Linked DNA regions of Homo sapiens: region 2 is linked to region 1. Evidence: chromatin loops called from intact Hi-C (ENCODE). Cell type or tissue: endothelial cell of umbilical vein. All regions are shown on one strand. Links, peaks and the distances in the headings refer to the core of each region. The heading gives the core; the rest is flanking DNA.

What was found. Peaks named below come from ENCODE experiments on the same cell type or tissue, not always from the same donor. Only the 100,000 strongest peaks of a DNase experiment are listed, where the experiment ranks them.
Region 2: a loop joins it to region 1, with 4 times the contacts of the local background. A loop is called at or near these places in 2 of 110 quality-filtered maps.

The regions. Positions count from the first base shown.
Region 1 is chr2:183,240,970-183,243,892 of GRCh38, forward strand. No RefSeq gene overlaps it. Among named protein-coding and RNA genes, the nearest start is that of NUP35, 120 kb to the left of the region's middle. In endothelial cell of umbilical vein, for the core only: no CTCF peak of the experiment used is centred there; no DNase peak of the experiment used is centred there.
Region 2 is chr2:183,077,241-183,080,163 of GRCh38, forward strand. It overlaps DUSP19 (dual specificity phosphatase 19), which reads left to right and starts at 1,507. Exons shown (of 4, transcript NM_080876.4): 1 at 1,507-1,919. The coding sequence starts at 1,694. In endothelial cell of umbilical vein, for the core only: no CTCF peak of the experiment used is centred there; a DNase peak (open chromatin) is centred at 1,491; H3K4me3 peaks cover 1,455 bases; H3K27ac peaks cover 1,083 bases.

The DNA.
Region 1 (2,923 bases), core at 300-2,799:
ATCACATCGGAAGTTAGGATTTCAACATATAATCTTGGGAGACACGAACATTTAGTTCATAGCATTGAATTTATTTATGACTAGATACTTGTGTCTGCTCACTGTCCAGATTCTTGTTGGAGACGCTGAGGGGCACAGTGAACCACATTTGTAGTTTCTGTATCAATAATTCCAACAGGTGATCACAGAGCCCACCACCCTGGATTTGAGTTGTTTGAGTTTTATACATTGCTTAATTCTTTGGTGTGTTAGAGAAATCTACAAACTCTAATCAGGATGATTACTTGTATATATCATTTCAACTCTAAAGACTTTTGAACTTAATGAAATTCTAAGGTATAAAATGTTTTTCCAAGTAAATTTTAAGGTGTTTGAACCTGATGAAAGCTTAGAATCTCCATTTTCTTTTTAATCTCCTTATAAATATTAAAATGATATCTGATTGACATTGGATATTTCTCAGCTTTCGTTTCACTTCCGGACCCGACTTAAGAGGTCTACTGCTAGAAAAGAAAGCCCAAGCCTGAGTTTCACAGACCCTTCCCTGACTTAGTTAAATGGCCTTTAGTAGGTCTGAGTAGTAGCATTGATCAAACATGATTGATACTGGATACTGAGTTCATTATAATCAACTAGGAATCCAAAGACCTTTAATTCTTTTCTGAGTATAGTATAACATTCAGACCAGGCTTAGAATAAATCCTGAGAATAAGAGAAAAAGGAAATGGGCTGAAAGAGACTCCGGGCTAAAAAGATCTTTCCTCCGTTTAAACTGAGGCTCCGCAGAACCACATTGCCTAGTTGAACTATTAGTCCTGCACCAGGGTAATTAGGCACTTGGTTTCCCCATTGCTTCTTCAGAATACATCAATTAGAAAAAAACAAGGGGCATCAAAATAATACGCAATTATGGATATTTCTCAGGTTCTTCTTGATGCTTAATAAGTGACAAATAAGATTATAAAGCTTTATTTTGCTCTAACCATAATTGGCTTTTATTATACACTAAGATATTGCTTTGGGGCAATATCTTAATTATTTTTTGATAACAGCATTGAGGTTTTCATTTATTTTTACATCCTTACATGTGGTTGGAGGATGGCTAGTATGGGTTGAGATTTTGTCTGAGAATGTGGACTAACCTGAAGGAGACATTCAGTCTTGGTCATATTAGCATATTAGCATCAGGGTCTACACAGCCTGTGGCTGTCTCTCTAATGCAACTAGTTGCTGGTCCATCTGGACATATATGTTTTTCTAGATTGATATTTCTTTTTCTTTCCTACACTTTTCTATTATTTATTTATTTTTTTTTGAGAAAGTGTCTTGCTCTGCCACCCATGCTGGAGTGCAGTGGCATGATCTCGGCTTACTGCAGCCAATCCCTCCTGGATTCAAGCAATCCTCCCACCTCAAGTTCCCCAGTAACTGGGACTGCAGGTGCATGCCACCATGCTAGTTAATTTTTGTATATATATATATATATATATATATTTTTTTTTTTTTGGCAGAGACAGGTTTTCACCGTGTTGCCCAGGCTGGTCTTGAACTCCTGGGCTCGGGCTCAAGAGATTGGCCCACTTTGGCTTCCCAAAGTGCTGGGATTTCAGGCTTTCTATTCTTTATTTTGTGTCCTTACATTCCTTCGCTTCTTTTAGGTTGAAAAGAAATTATTTTCTGAAGTCAGCTTGAAAAATTTGTCTTTTTAAATTTGGGACTAATTTATACCCCACTCCATCTCATCCTTTACCCTTAAGAAACAACATTCTCTGTATTTTACTTAATAATTTTGATGTCTTTGATTTACATTTTATAGGCACAGGAAAAATAGGACAAGTCTAATTAAAACCTCAACTGCTGCATACGCATTTCCAGGTTTCCTCTTAATGTGGATAACATTTTGTTCTAATGAAAGGTAAGGCTTCATTTCAAGGGCACTGTCTGGGCGATGCAGATTCTTGGATTCCTCTGTGTTTCATTGAAACTCATAATGTGCCTGAATGACTAAAGGGAGCACGGATGTTTTTATATTCCTCAATGGATGTCTGTTGTAATCAAGTTCAAGTAGCAAACAAAGCTCAATGTGAATGAACACAAGGGTGTCATCTATCAGTGGCATCTCCATATTTGAGTTATTATGCCATTCAAAATAAAGGCAACAGACAGACTCTGTTGTAAGTGAACACTGAATCTCTCAGTTTAGTTCGTTCAGATATTGTTGATGTGTCATTAACATGAGAGTGACCTGGAAGAGAGCCAGATTCTCTGCTCTATCTAAAAATGGATGACTGTACCGCTGAGAATACTGTGAAGCCAATGTAGAAAATCACTTCTTTTGGAAAGGTGCAGTCTTTAGGCTGAAAAATTCTCAATCTAGACATTAGACTGTAAATGACTGAGGACTTATTTGCAGAGCATTCTTGGCTAAAGGACTAATATTCTTTCCTTGATGTCTTTAAACAAATGTTATTCGGCTTGCTTTGTTTTTTCTGGACACATTGTTACCGACATTAAAAAGAAGGTAACATAAACTTTTTGCCAATTGTTTTTTCCTAGAGGAGATTCTTAGTTGTACAAAAATTAACCTATTCAAATAGCTCAACTGAAGGGGGGATGGTATTTACTGAAAAATGCTAAGATCTTATGAATCTGAGAAGAGCAAATGAAGATTTGGGCTTTTATAACTGAAGTCAAGAACTGAGTTTCCTTGCTCCTTCTTTTTCAGTGTTTTCTCCATTCTTCTTTCTCACAGTTAGTTTCCTGAGTATATTCCTCTTGCACAGAAGGCTATACGGCCATCTCAACATTGACGATACATGATCTTTTAGCTTAAATCCTTGTGTCAGATGGACTCAGACTTCCAGTGCCTCAATTCTAAAATCCTTACAGATAAATCTTATTAATTGTTAGCAATATGCAGCTG
Region 2 (2,923 bases), core at 196-2,695, 160 kb before region 1:
TGGAGTTGGGGTTTCATCATGTTGCCCAGGCTGGTCTCGAACTCCTGGGCTCAAGCAATCCACCCATTTTGGCCTCCCAAAGTGCTGGAATTACAGGCATGCGCCACTGTACTGGGCCTATTCCTTTTTCAAGAGGGAGAAGTTTGGTTTATATCTCAGTTTGCTCAGGCTGCTCTAACAAAATGCCATAAACTTTGTTGCTTAAACAACCGAAATATATTTTCTTACAGTTCTGGAGGCTGAGAAGTCCAAGATCAAGGTGCTGGCCTATTCAGTTCCTGCTGAAAGCTCTCTTCCTGGCTTGCAGACAGCCAGCTTCTCCTTATGTCCTCATACTGTCTTTCCTTGGTCCATATAGGGGAGCAGGCAGATTTCTTTCAGTTCTCCTGAAGCCACTAAACCCATCATGAGGACCCTACCCTAGGGTCTTAGTCTAATCCTAAATTACATCCCAAAAGTCCCATTTAAATACCATCACCTTGAGGTTTAAAGCTTTAACATATGCATTTTGAAGGGACAGAAATAGTCAATCCATAACAGTTGAATTTTTTTATGTCAGAAAGTTTCAACAACAACACAAATTTTAATATGTGGTATTGGAAGAAAAGTTTTCATAAGTGCAACTTCTTCATTTTATATATGTGTTTATACATTGTGTTGAAATTCATTTAAAATTACATTTACTTTAATAGGGGTTTGAAAAATTTCTCTTTAAAGGAATCTTGTGATTTCTTTTGCAAAACTTTTTTTTGGTAATCAGAATCATCGTTCTATAATTTATTTATCTGTTTTACAAATTTGGATGCTTACACAATTGATTTTCTTAATTCTTCGTATGGATGGACTTGCTGCAATTCTTATTTAGGATGTATATTTACTGTATGAAATGAAAATGTAGGCTGAAAGTCAGAAAATAAATAAATTTTAAGCTCTTGTCAATCTACATATATGAGCATAAATTTTAAAAAATATATCTTTTTTCCCAGTTTATTTAAATTGTTGCCTCACAAATACGCACAACAACTTTATCTAGTAAACGTTCCTCTTGCATTAACAGCAAAAGCAGAAGGTGTGAAGGATACAGGAAGCGAGAAATAACTTTTAACGTCTGCTCTAGCCCTCCTGGACTAGCCTAAAAGCAGACAGGCAGGAAAGGCTTTGGGACATAGGGTGATTTGCAAGGTGACTCCGCCGGTCTCTTTCAAGCGGGAGCGATACACAGGTCAGCCCGGATCGTCCATGGTCACTGCCGTAAGTGACACTAACAGAATATATCAGAAAATCACTGCCTTTAAAGAACCAGGACATATCATTCCTCTCTCCAACGAAGTCTTATATTTTACCATTCTGCGTGTATTAGAAAGCTAAATTTAAACAGCAACAATAAGAAATCTTCCCCAGTGGATCCCTCGAGCCTTTCGGGAAAATGCAGGTTTCTGGCTGACAGGAAGAAGAAACAGCATCCAATCGGCACTTGTGTCTCAATGACCAATCAAATTTCGCCTTACATTGCATCGCTGGGATAAACGGAGCTGGACGACTCAGTCTCTTGGTCTGTGGCTGCTGCGGTTACCTGGATGGGCGAGCACCTCTGAGGCTGGCTTTGTTACCTGGGCAATAAGGGACTAGCAGTTCAGCCGTTTTCTATGCCTGCTGGATTTGTTTGTATTTGTTCCCAGCCACTGCTCATGTAATGTACTCCCTTAACCAGGAAATTAAAGCATTCTCCCGGAATAATCTCAGGAAGCAATGCACCAGGGTGACAACGCTAACTGGAAAGAAAATTATAGAAACATGGAAAGATGCCAGAATTCATGTTGTGGAAGAAGTAGAGCCGAGCAGTGGGGGTGGTTGTGGTTATGTGCAGGACCTTAGCTCGGACCTGCAAGTTGGCGTTATTAAGCCATGGTTGCTCCTAGGTGAGTATATCGACTTGCCACTAGATCATTGAGTCCTTTTAGCCAGATTACGTTCTCATTTTCCCCCTTTATGCGTAATAGTCTGTATTATCAGCTATCCTGCCGAAAAGCTGAACTGTTTCCTTTTTTGGATATGGAACTTCCATTAGCCAGCTAGAGCCGTTTCTGCCTCACAGTGTACCCATAAGAAGCATAGATGCTATTCTCGTAGCACTTGGCACTGCATATTTGAATTTTAGAAAAGCTTTCTTCCCGTTTCTCTAACTTCTCTGGAGAATAACACATTGATGTTGTGTTTTCTTGGCTTATAAAAAATACAGCTTGAAAAAAAAGGAATGAAAAAAGAATGTTTGTATCAGGCAGAACTACAAGTGACAATGGTTAAAGTTATAGAAAAGTTAATACTCGAAATAGTCCTGTGCTTGCTGGCCTGCGCAGCTCTTACAGACCGTGCGGAATACATGCCTCCTGTGGCCACGTCTGTTCATGGTGTCTGTTTTTGGAGTGTTTAAGAGAAGGAGATCTTAAGATCTTATGATTTATTTCGTATTATGGAAATACTGAGCCCCTATACAAGCATAGTTCACAAATAGCAAATGAAGCAAGGTTATAAAAGTGCAAACTTGTTAATTTGGCAAGAATATGGTATGGTGTTCTTAAAAAAATAGTCAAGAATGTTTTCAAGTACGTCTGAATTATTTCTATTTATGAATAGAGAAATTAAGACTTGGAAAGACTAAATGACTTATCACTATGCAGCTAAGGCATTCTTGAATAGAGAGAAGACTGAGAAATAGCCCAGGTGCTGTTCACCTAGTGTCTTACTCCTTTGAGGAATCCTGTGAAGTAGGGATTATCAGCTTTGTTTTACAAATAGAAACCAGGATTTAAAATTGGTGAAGTAATTTACACAAGGTAACACACCTGGTAAATAACAGACGTATGCATCAAGCCCAAGTCTGATGGACTCCTGCTGTCCATTGTTATACTAGGCTGCCTCACAT